Regions from separate parts of the Mus musculus genome. Here region 1 is linked to region 2. The links are chromatin contacts, found by Hi-C or POLR2A ChIA-PET in ENCODE. All regions are on one chromosome and are shown on one strand. Each heading gives the region's core, a stretch centred on a gene start or an enhancer-like site at or near the end of the contact. The rest is flanking DNA. Distances are from core to core; before and after follow the strand shown.

Region 1 (5,997 bases), core at 135-2,634, 35 kb before region 2:
TCCAGAAAGGCTCTGTCCTGATTCGGAGCCCAGAACCCCTTCAGAGGACGCTGAGGCGCATTCTCATACTGTTGCTCTGGGTCACTTGACATTGGTACTGAGCATCTGAAAAGTGGCAAAGTGCGGGATAGTAATTTTTTTAAACCTGCCTGCCTGCCCAAATGCCCATCAACTGCCCCCACATCTGTCTTGCTCCGCCCACATCTGTCTTGCTCCACCCACATCTGTCTTGCTCCACCCACATCTGTCTTGCTCTATGCTCAGTCAGGCTCCTGCTCATCATTTAGCCTCTTTCCCATTCTGGGGGCCTCAGGTTGGGTGGTAGCACAGCTAGGAAGTGACAAAGCCAAAGCTGGTCTGCTGCAGTTCTTCTAACCACCCAAGACAGGTTTCCCAGCTCTGGGCCTGGGCCAAATATTTGCTGCTGGTCTAGAGGCTATGTCAGTGGTTCTCAACCCTTTGGGCAAACCTCTATCTCCATAAATGTTTACATTATGATTAATACCAGTAGCAGAATTACAGTTATGAAGTAGCAACGAAAATAATTTTACGGCTGGGGTCACCACATTGTGAGAAACTGGATTAAAGGGGAGGTTGAGAACCACTGATCTATGTGAATTATATAGGAAATGTTAGTTTTGCCAAAAAGTAAAACTGATCTTGCCTCTAAAACCCCACCAGAAACTACCTACCTACTGTAGTGAGTCCTGAAGTATCTGAAGTGGATTCCTTTCTGGTGATTTCAGTAGATGGTTGGGCTTTGGGAAACTCCAGTGACTGCCACTTTGACCACTAATCTTTCAGATTGTGAAAGTTTCCTATAATTGGACTTCTGTGACAGATCTGCATTTTTAACTAAAATATATTCAGTGTTAATTTATCTACTGGAGAATATTACCTAAATTCTTAGTGTTTTGAACATTTCTTTTGATGCAACTCAAATGGTTATCATGTAAATATACAATTATATTTAATATTTTGCTTCATTTTTTTGAAGCAGCGTCTACATAGCCCAGACTGTCCTCTAATTTGCAGTCCTCCTGTCTCACCCAGAGTGCTAGGATTACATGAATATGCATGCTATTGTGCCCCTTTAGCAGTTACATTTGTAAATGATCCTGATCGCATGAGCACAGACACAATCTATCCGCCTTAGGCAGCTGTTTGTGGGTACCCAGGAGCTAAAATCAACTGAATTACAGCTGCTTCTCATAGACTTTGACAGTGCCTTAGAAATCAATCTGCACCAGGACAAAGCAGACCTAAAACACATCAGGAATACTGTTCCCTGTGGTTTGCTGACCTCCCCTGAATTAGCAAGGCTGGGCGCTGGTGCTGGTGATTAGGGTCCTCCTAAGCTCCCCCCGCCCCCCAGTCTGTAGAGGAAAAACCGCAGAGCTAAGGTGCTAGAGGGACCATAGACTGCGCTGCAGAAGCCAGGCGCACTCTATAGCCAGGGGACTGAACTAGAGAAGATCTGGGCATTGCCCACCAGTGCAGGACTGGATGTCCAGCTTGTTAATCAAAGACCTTGGACCTAAGCTTAAGCTTCAGCATCGTGGATCTCGAGCGCGGGAAGGACAGTGAACTGCAAGCTACCACGACCTCTCTCTCCTCCCACCTGCGACCCAGGGAAGAAAGCTCAGAGCCCTCAGCTCCAGGCTTGGAGCTTTCTTGACACCGAATTCTAGATGCACCAGGAAGAGCCCTGGCAAGGAGCGGGCTGCGCAGGTAGGGACAAGGGTGGTGTCCCAGTGCAGCCCGATCAAGTAATCCCAAGGGAGCCTGCCTGCCACAGTGGAGCGGTGTGGGCTGCTTTCCCGGTGAGGGGATGAAGAGACCCTTCCCTTGAGTCAGATGTCGTCATTTGCTGGGCGAATTCCGTGCCCCACAAGGGCCACCCTTATCTGACAAACCCCTATAGGCTACTGGGGACTTAGGGAAAAGAGATGGAGGCAGAATCCTTTGGTAGTAGGGAGTACCAGGTTCAGGGAAAGGGAGCAGAAGACTGCCCCGAACCTAGGCATCCAGTGTAAGGAGAGGCGTCATTGCTCTAAGGATGATTTTAAACCGCGCAGAGACGCAGCATATGGTTTCCAGGTTTGGCGGCACAACACAGAAGACTTTGAGCCGAAGGGGCCTCCAGACACGGAAACTAAATAATCCCGATTTAGAGAGGCCCGAGTAGCAGGAGGCTGGATTTTTGGTTAAGCTACAATTAAGAGAAGATAATTAAGCCCGGAGCCGTGCAGCTTATTAATATTTATAGCTCTCGGAGTGAGAGGGCCTTTGCCACGCAGGAGAGGAACCCGAGCCTTTCAGGCCAGGGGCTTCGCAATGACTGGGAATGAGAAAGGGCGAAATGGGGTGAATCTGTCTCTGCGCTTCTCCCTTAATTACCGGAGCAGGAAAGTCAGTCGGGAGAGAAGGTGGTCGAATGACTCTGTCTCAGGGGCTGCGAAGAGAGATGGCTATCTCCAGTCCGGATCCCATCTCTTCCTTCAGGACCCCAACCGTGCCTTTAAGTGTCCCTGACTCCCAGGATTGAGGGCTAGTAAAGGAAACGATTTTGTAACGAAGATTCCGGGAGAATTTTCTTTTCCTCCCAGCCTTAACGTCACGCCGCAGGGGACACGGTGATTAAGTGCTGTCCTGGCTGAGGGATGGCCCTGCAAGCCCACACACTGGCCTCGAACTTGCTCATGTACGGTTTGTGGGATTCCGGGAGGCAGATCCTGCCCGCCCCGCACGGCCCCCCGCAGGATCCCGGAGGGCCGCTGCGGGTCAGGCCTTTGATTCCCGTACCGCTGCGGTGGCAGGCGGAGGGGCTTCACCCGTACTCCGACCTTCCCCGCGGTCTGCTGCCTGCGAGACACCGTGCCACCCACCACTGAGGATGAAGTAGGGAGCTTCAGCAATTTGCACTAAACGTAATTTCTGCTGCTCTTGAGCCCGGATGGATGGAGGTGGGTGGAGGAGGGGCGGATGCCCTGAGCCTTTGCTCTCCACCCCCCTCGCCTCCCCTTGCTAGCCTCCAGCGGCCTCCGCAGTAGCAGCCTCGGTGTCTGGTGCAGATCGATTCTCCGTAATAAACGCGGGGTTCCGCGGGGGGCGCCACTGCGGTTCCCATGGCAACCTTTGCTTCACTGCAGTCCAGGATTCTTGGTCACCCGTGCTAAATAATCTGAGGATGGAGCTGTTTGCGGTGACCGCTGTAGCGGCCAGCCTCTTCCTACTCCTGCTTTTCCTGGTCTTCATCTCGATCTACGTTGGCTCTAATCCTGGCCCACAACCTCTGTCCCAAAACTGTTAATTGAAGAAGAAAGGGGGTGGCGATTTGTCCTTGTCGCGAGGCGTGGTTCCGATGGAGCTGCGTACTGCAAAAGATTCTCCCAAGGAAGACGCATCTCTACCCAGGCCAGATGTGGAGACACCAGACATTCTTGGAGAGATGTGCCCAGCTCATCCAAGCAGCTGCAAGGGCTGATTAGCATTGAGACCAGCGAAGGACAAGGAAGGATTCCTGTGTGTCCCTGTGTGTCAAGGGAAAGATCAACGGGATTTAAGTATGATGATTGTGGGTTATAGCATAAAGGCTTGCTTAACAAAGAGATGTCGATGGCATAAGTGAGTTATTTTTACACATCTGTATACACACACCAGAAAAGGAAATGTTTTGGTAGGCACAAGTGAATTTTCTCTCTATAAAAAACGTGCAGTTCACGGATGGTGGATTTTAAGCACGTGTTGGTGATGTTAATTTACAGTAATGATTATTCTGTTCTGAAAATGAAACCATACCATCTCTTTTTTTACCATACCACACCTTTTAACATTAGCCTGGATACATAATAGCGTAGCTCTAGCGACCATCTCAGCTGTTGTATCAAAGGAAAGTGATCCTGGTAGAGGAGTATTTATTCTGCAACAATGCCAAATAAAATTTGAAAACAAAAACCCCTTCTCTGGCTACTTCACACTGGCTGAAATAATGTACTCTGGTATTTTATGTTCATTTTCTCGACTTTCATTCAATGTCCTCACAAATGACACATCATCATGTTCCTTCTTATTATTCATGTTTTTATTTTTAGAAGCAAACCTTTAAAATTTTCAGAATAGTTGTAGACTTAGAGAAAAGTTGCTCAGTCCCGCACTGCCCTGCCTTCAGGGTTTTCCATCCTCAGCATTAGTCATGATTAACTACATTGGTGTGGGGGCATTTGTCACCACTAATGAACTAACGTTAACACGTCATTATTAACCACGCTTCATATTTCATTGGATTTCATTAACTTTTCACTTCCTTTTTCTGTTTTTGGATCCCATTCAGGCTACATCACATTATGGTTAGTTCTCCTGTCTCCTTCAAGAAGCTGAGAGAGCTTTGTAGTTTATGACCTTCAGAGTCAGAATAATTTTTTGCATCGATAGAAGTATGATTTACAAAGTGACATGCAAATGGCTCAAAACACAGTCGCATGAGTTTTAACCAGTGAGTCCACCTACGTTACTCTTGTACAGAGAACATCAAACCCAATGTTTAGAATATTGTCTCACATATTTGCAGTTGTATTTGTGATGTTTTCCCATTCATAACTGCAATCCCATAACCGTTTTCTCAGCATCTTTCAAGTCCATCCTACTATGCAAAATTGCTCAATTTCCAAGGATGTTAAAAAGCTGTTAACCTGATGGTAGCTTAATGAGTATTGATCATTTACCTTGAATAATAATCTTTTGGAAACAATTTTAGGCTACTGACCTATGTTCTAAAACACCAACCCCCACCCCCAACCCTCAGGGATCCCAGACAGGCAGCTTGAAACCAGGAAAATCCGGAAGCCAGTCTGAGAAGCTCACAGGATTGCTGGGCAATTTTAACAACAGCCTCCTTGGCTTGTAGATTTTAATATTGAAGCAATAATTAATGTATTTATTCATGCACAGCTCTTGGGGGACTTGTTTTTAAGTACCACATCTGTAATTTTGTCATAGCTTGCTGGCTTTCCTAATTGTTAAAAAAAAAAAAAAAACACATTTTCTTAACTCTTGAGACTTTGAGGCATGAGATAAATAGCAAAGATGTATTTTTCAGAGATACAAACCAACAGAACTGGCATTTAACAATGAAGAACGCAGTCACCATGGCCATAACGTCATTGTGAGCACGGCTGCTGGAATCCAGAGCGTGACACACTCTAAGCGGATAATAATGAAAGCCTGCAATAATAGGCTCCGATTGCTCCGCACTACTATGGTGTCACTACACAGCTTTCCTTGTTAGCAATACAAAGTAGCGGCATCCAAAACCACAAAACAACAAAGCTATGCTTTTACCATTCACCAACAGCTGCTGTTTGTGTTGATGTTTTGTTAAAAATAGATAAAATAAAATAAAATAAAATAAAAAGATAGGTAAGAACGCCACCACAAACCTGCCCGGGCTGTGAGGTGCAGACTCTCTGACCAAATTCAGTTGAAGCTGGTCAGGCCAGATTTTCCTCAGTGGATTCCAGAAACTGCCCTGTAGAAGGTGGTTTATGTCTTCCTACCTTTTTTAAGTCAGGTGGTATTTATGCCAACACATTTCTGGCCCACATTTTCTCTCCCATCCCACAATTAAAAGCAAAACCAGCCAAAGTTACAAAGTTGATACTGTATGGGCTGTCAGGAGAAAAACAGATTAGTATTTTGCCATGACAGAAGCTTTTAAAAAAATCTTTGTAATTTAGCATTAGAGTAGACATAGTCTGTCTACACCACAAATTTCAGTTCTTATTCAGATCAAGTAACATAAATAAATGCCTTCCAGAATGATAGTTTGGAAAGAAAAGAGAAAATAAAATTTTGAGAAGTAATGCTTTCCTTGTAAAATCCCATTTATTTAATCGTGGCTGAAAAGGAGAACATTAAACACTGCAGCATGTGCTATTTTGTTGGTTGTCTGAAATTGGGTAACAATCAGAAATAATAAAGTATCTGAGCATGTGCATG
Region 2 (6,612 bases), core at 1,291-3,790:
TTATTTATTATGAGTACATTGTCATTGTCTTAAGACACACCAGAAGAGAGCATCAGATCCCATTACAGATGGTTGTGAGCCACCATGTGGTTGCTGAGAATTGAACCCAGGACCTCTGGAAGAGCAGTCATTACTCTTAACTGATGAGCCATCCCTCCATCACATTTTATTTCATAAATTTATATTCTGAATGAATTGAGAGACAGGAAATAGGAAAGGGGAAAAAAAACCTAGTGAAGAGGCCCAGCTAGTCAAGAAGGCAGATGGCAAATTAATGATTAAAATAGAGAAAAAGCACAGTGATAATGCAATGCTGTTGGAGAGCAGGGAGACCTTTGTTTGCTCCCTGCTGTACCTGTGGCACCAGTGACAGTCCCTGACACTACTGGATGTTCACTGGTTACATAGTTCACTGGTTAGATACACTTGAAAGCGTGACCTCAAAAGATGTCTCTAGTGTTCCATATTAGGGTGCCATAATTACTGGAATGATCGTAACATTAATACATGAAATCTTAAATTTACTTCTTATGGAGAGATGGTCTGATAGGAATTACAAGCCTGTCCAGCCAAGCTGCAGACTTTGCCTAACCAAAACTTCCAAAGAAATACAAATTGATACAGGAGAATTCCTTGTGGGTAGCTGGCTTGTCTGAGATGGGGGGAGGGGATCCCACTTAAGTACTTCATATCATTTTTCTCTAAACTAGGGAGGTTCGCCCAGTTTCCAACCCTCCAGGTGTGTCTTTAAGAGTGTATAATGTTGTCTAGGTACTCTTCAAAGACTCACAGTGGCTGGCCATGAACACTCCTGGCAGTGCCACAGACTGGAGGGAACTCTGTAACTGCACATCAGTGAAGAACAGTGTGGGCTTCCATTTTCCTTGTGCACGTTAGGTGAGTTCACATCAGAGTCCCTAGACTGAGAAGAAGAAGAGAGGAAAGAGATCTTTTTCTTCCTTATGAGTTCTTGAGTCAAAAAGTAAAAGCGAGTTAAGAACCATTTTCCTTGTGTCCTGTGGTATGTTTATCCTCAACTCACAGGACCTTTAAGTAATGCTTTTTTTTTTTTAACTTGCTGATTCAGTAAATATCTGCAATGCTGTATATATTGCCAAATAACATACTAGGCTCCAGGGAAAAAAAGTGAACTCCTGTGTTTTTTTGTTGTTGTTGTTGTTGTTTTGTTTTTTTTTTTTTTAGTAGGTTTACAGGAAGGAGAGAAACCAATAAGCAAATACATAAACTGTATGCAAAAGGTTTAAAATGTCATGACTGTGGGAGGTAATTGGCGAAAAGTAGTTCTAAAGCCAGCCTTGAGCTCACATTCCGCCTTGCTGGTATTATTTATTTGCTATTACTTATTTGTTTTCTCATTCCTGACAGGTTGTATGAACAAATAGATGATGACTTCTTAGACTTCAGTTTCTTCCCACGTTTGCTTTGGATAGTCTTAAATCATAGGACCCCTAACCCTAATTCTAACACAGGTCAATTCCCTCCCCTAGGCCCCGAGGTCACATTGCTTCTGCCAAGGGTTGCACACCATCCCGAGGAGGCCTCATATTCTTTTTTCTCTTCTCTTCTCTTCTCTTCTCTTCTCTTCTCTTCTCTTCTCTTCTCTTCTCTTCTCTTCTCTTCTCTTCTCTTCTCTTCTCTTCTCTTCTCCTCTCCTCTCCTCTCCTCTCCTCTCCTCTCCTCTCCTCTCCTCTCCTCTCCTCTCCTCTCCTCTCCTCTCCTCTCCTCTTCTCCTCCTCTCCTCTCCTCTCCCCCTCCCCTCTCCTCCTCTCCTCTCCTTCTCCCCATCCCCTCTCCTCCTCTCCCCTCCCCTCCCCTCCCCTCCCCTCCTCTCCCCTCCCCTCCCCTCTCCTCCTCTCCCCTCCTCTCCTCTCTTCTTTTTCCTTTCCTTTCCTTTCCTTTCTTTTCCTCCTTTTCTTTTCTTTTCTTTTCTTTTCTTTTCTTTTCTTTCTTTCTTCCTTCCCTCCCTCCCTCCTTTCCTTCCCTTCCTTCCTTCCCTCCTTCCTTCCTTTCTTTCCTTTCTCCTAACACAAGATGATGGTGCAAAGAGCCAGAAAACTAGCTTCTGTACGCAATTTTGAGCACAAGAAAACAATAAAACCCAAAGATCAAAACCCTAAAGGGGACAACGGCCAGTGGCTCAAAGCTAAAGGAGAAGGTGGTGCACAATCCAAATCCACGCCCCAGCCTTTGCCCTCCTTCCGCCCCAGGAAGGCCGACAGACAAAGCCACCCGGTGAGTCCATGAGTAGGGGAACAATGCCCTGGCGCTCAGCACAAAACGAAAGTCCGCTGCGGGGCCCGAGGGGATGGCAGGCCGGGGCGCCTTGGGCCCACGCGTCCCGACCCCAACTCCCGACGCCATTCAAGCAGACACCGCGCAGAACAAGGTCAGCTCTGTGCAGCGCGCGGCGGCAGCGCGGCCACCCCTGCTCCCGGGAAGCCCAGCGACGACATCGGGAAAGGCGCCCACGGAGAGCTTACGAGCCCCACGATCCCCGAGCCAAGCGCCCAGCCGGGAAGTAGAGCCGTCCGCGCGCGGAGGGAAACGCCGGGTGTAGTGCGGTTTGTCCTTGCTCTTATAAGCATGCTGCTCCCGGAACCGCTGCCTTAGACCGAGTTCGGGTTATTTTCTGGCCAGGATTCTACCTTCTGTGAGCCTGAGGATCCGTCATCTGCGCACTCCAGTGGCCCAGCGGCCGCCCAGCTCCAGCTTCGGGGACGTTCTGGGCCTGGATTGCATCCGAGGGTGATTGCGCCCACTTCCAGGGAGCAGGTTTTACCAGTGTCTGTTCTGGTCAGTGGAGTGCTGTTCTGGTCAGGATGGTGAGGAGTAATGAGGATAATGCAGGTAACACTGTCTAAAAGCACATCACACCCTCAAGAAGGAACCTAGCATTAACTCAGTGTTAATACAGGTAACAACTCACAAGGATCTGAAAACATAACATGAGGAAAATCGCAGAAAAGATCACGACCAACTAGAGTCCATGTTTAAAAGCTGTAAACAAAGCCTTTGCCTGGCCAGAAAACGAAAGTAGTACACTGCAGGCTGGACAATAACTTTATAGCTCAAAAGCAGTGGTGATTACATCACAGTTGCCACAATTCACAGAAGTGTAATCTAAAGGTATATAAAGTTTATTCTGCTCAAACTGTAAGTAAAATAATGTCCTCAAAAGTTGGCCGAAGTAGGGTGTCTGTTTTGGGGGAGAAGCTGCTGCTAGGGGGTAGGTGACTGAGAGACAAGCTGATAGGAAAAAAATATTTACTGCTTAGGAAATTTACATGAGCCTTAAAAGCATCCTTCTCAGAACTAAGTCCTCTAAGAGTAGATTCACTCCAACAATAGAAAGAAAATATCCTAAAGAACAATATGGCAATGTTGTTGCCTAAAGAACACCCAGAGCAATTGATGTACTTCTCCAGATTTACTTAGCCCCACCAACCTCACCACCACCTCTGCTTCGTGGTGTCCAGGGCTGGCCTTTCTGCGGAGGGTTCCACTCCTGTTCCCTCCCTGACAGATAACCCCCAACAAATGAGGGTAAAGATTCAACCCTGCTTCCTTATAGGGGCCCTGATGGTGGAATGTTCTGCCTCTATCTGCCCAAGGTCCCAGCGCAAGGTGAGTTAGAACAGTATGAGACAAACCTTCACAGAGGCAGAAAACAAACACTACCCGGCATATCAGTCTCTACCACGGACACTCCCAAGGCTTGAGCTTTGCCTGAAAGCTGCAGAACGAACAGTCAGCTACACTTTCTCATACGTGTTCACTAACGTGCTACTTTGTATCTGTTTTCCTTTCTGTTTAGGAACAGTCAGCTGTACTTTCTCATAAGTGTTCACTAACGTGCTACTTTGTATTTGTTTTCCTTTCTGTTTAGGAACAGTCAGCAGTACTTTCTCACAAGTGTTCACTAACGTGCTACTTTGTATCTGTTTTCCTTTCTGTTTCTCCTTGCTCTTGATGCCCTGGGATTCCATCTTCTCATCAAATCTTAACACTTAAAATTGCCCTCAAGGTTAGCTTTTCTTTGGCAGTGTTTGGGTGTTACGTATACTTTCCTAAAGATTTCACAACCATGACAAACTTTTTTTTTTCTCTCTCTGTTTTGGCTCTGGATTACTGTCTCATTAAAGTGCTAGTTTAGAAGGCAATCGGTTGAGAATCATTGCCAAATATTTGGGCTTGGGAGAGAGATAAAAGTTTGGGCTTCTATTTATTTGGTTTCAATTGGTGTTTCCTCATACAAGCTAATTCCTAGATCATAGGCTCTTACATGCTTTCAACATTTGGAAGTATGAAAAGTTGAGATGCATGTTTGTGTAAAACAAAAATACTTTCAATTATGCTTATAAAACTGTTAATCTGGATCTCTAATTATATGTTTTAGTGCATCTTCACAAAGCTGTTTTGCTTGTTCTAAAATCACTAGGAGAAGATAAATTATGAGCCTTTTACCGCAACCTCTAGCTCACAGTGCTTTGCAAAACAATTTTTCTTGACACTATTTTAAATATAAGAGCATTAGGTTCATGATTTTAATAATAATTGCACAGGTTTGTGGCAACATGTTTATTGAAGATTCATCAGACACATTCTGCCTCCCACCTGGCTTGCCAATCATCTGTAATTTGATCAACAGTAATTCGAGATGGGACTCAGTAGGGTCAGATGTTAAATAGAACATTTCCACTTTTCTAACCACAAAATCCTCCCTCTCTTGGCCACTTAAAACCTGTTACATAATCTGCAAACACATGAATGTAATGATTTCTGCTGCAGGCCTTGGTAAAGATCACATACCTGCAAACTTGCTTTTCTATTGCAGTTTACTGCTTAAAATTCTAGCCTTGAAAGCCACTTAAAATACATAATCTGCTTTCATCTACATCTGTAGCTAGTGAATTGGTGTTTGCAATGAAAACTTTTTCTCTTATTGTGTTTACAATTTTTAATATTTGCACTTGAAAGCCATCCCATCTGAATTTAATTATGACAAAAAATGAAGCGAGGCTGTACAGATAATGTGTACATTTTCAAAGAAAGAAAAAGACATTTAGGGATATCTTAGGTTATTCATATCTATGCAATATCAAACGTTATCTTAATAAAGGAACAGAAGAGTATCTCCTTAATTTATGGCTGCTAGTTCTTCCCAAATTTATGAGTATAGACAGTGTTCAGCAACCATGCAGTTTTATACTTACAAAATAGGCACTGGCCTCAGTAGTAGGTCAAAAGCTGGCCGCAATTGTGTCCCATTACTCAAACACTTTTAGAATTCTTATGCCACTAGTGTCTGAGTCACATTATTTTAAATGACATGTTCAGTGTTAACAAATCTCCACCCCCCCCCCCCGAGCAGATCAAACTGTTAGAAATATCTGAAGGTCACTTGCAACCACAGCTAGCTTACCGGCATTGTTTAACAGGTGAGATTTCAATGAGAAGGAAGGAAATTGAGTGAACTGAGCAGCACATAAAACACAACAACCAAACCACCACCATCATCATCATCATCACCACCATCATCGTCGTCATTGTCGTCAAGAAAGGACTGAAGAATGATTGCATGAGAAATGGATGAATTAGATAGAGACCAATAAAATGGATCAATTCAAAAAGAAAGGTCAAGGAGGAGAAATCCCTGAATTTTTTATTTAATGAAATATACAGAGCATAAATAAAACTACAAAACACAAAGGAGACAGCAGTGATAAGGAGTATGTTTTAAAATTACCTTAATTATAATTAATTATTAATTATAATTACTATGTAATTATATTTTTGAGTACAGTTACATGAATGAATCACAATTTTTCACTCCCTAATTGGTAACCAATTAGACCGTTATCCAGTATTCTGCCATCACATAGCAGTGGAATGTCTTTGCTTATTATTTAGGAGAAGACATCATTGAATGTTTTTACCTATTAGTTAGATTGATGCCTAGTAATGAAAATAAATTTCAGTATCTGAGTATGTATTTCTAAGCCTTTATCCAGAAGGGTAGAATTTGTATCAATTTGAAAGTATATGCAAAAAACATGTGGAAGGTTTGAAGGTGGTGGACGGACGAGTGCCATTTTATTCTTTCCTCTACTTCTGTTCTCGTCTTAAAATTTTTATACTTAATTATAGAACCATAGAAGCATTTTCATTAAAATCAAATATGAGGATACCTGTTATCACTGTTATTTAAATTTATGTTGAAATACCTAAAAAGATAGAATGTAAATATCAGGGAGACTATGTCAAAGCGATGGGGAAATGCTTTTATTTGTAGGTCATTCTTTTGCCTATAAAAATCTTAGAAACCTAGTTGAAAAGCTACTGTAGAATATTGAAGAGAGGCTTGAGAGACAGTTTTAGTGGATAAAAGTGTTTGCGGTGTAAATATGGGAACCTGAGTCTGAATCTCCAGCACCCAGGTAAAAAAGCCAGGTGTGTGTGTGTGTGTGTGTGTGTGTGTGTGTGTGTACTCATGTAACTGCAGCACCGAAAGCAGACATGGGCAGAATCTAGGAGCATTTTTAGCCAGCCAGCCTATCTAAACCAGCAGGCTTCAGGTTCAGTGAAAGACTC

The links. A loop is a pair of places that touch in the nucleus more often than their neighbours do. ChIA-PET counts read pairs that join two places held with the same protein, here RNA polymerase II (POLR2A).
Region 1: a map of left cerebral cortex shows a loop between it and region 2 (3-fold over the local background). The contact joins the promoter of Carlr here to the enhancer-like site in region 2. A Hi-C loop is called at or near these places in 2 of 37 maps with a recorded cell type or tissue (both left cerebral cortex). POLR2A ChIA-PET finds 5 or more read pairs at or near these places in 1 of 5 experiments (Patski).

The regions. Positions count from the first base shown.
Region 1 is chr2:18,797,205-18,803,201 of GRCm38, reverse strand. It overlaps Carlr (cardiac and apoptosis-related long non-coding RNA), which reads left to right and starts at 1,384. Exons shown (of 1, transcript NR_131254.1): 1 at 1,384-3,957.
Region 2 is chr2:18,763,073-18,769,684 of GRCm38, reverse strand. No RefSeq gene overlaps it. Among named protein-coding and RNA genes, the nearest start is that of Gm3363, 5.5 kb to the right of the region's middle. Within about 2 kb of position 2,540, at least 2 of the 3 ENCODE cell types and tissues checked have a DNase peak (open chromatin) inside an H3K27ac peak, as active enhancers do.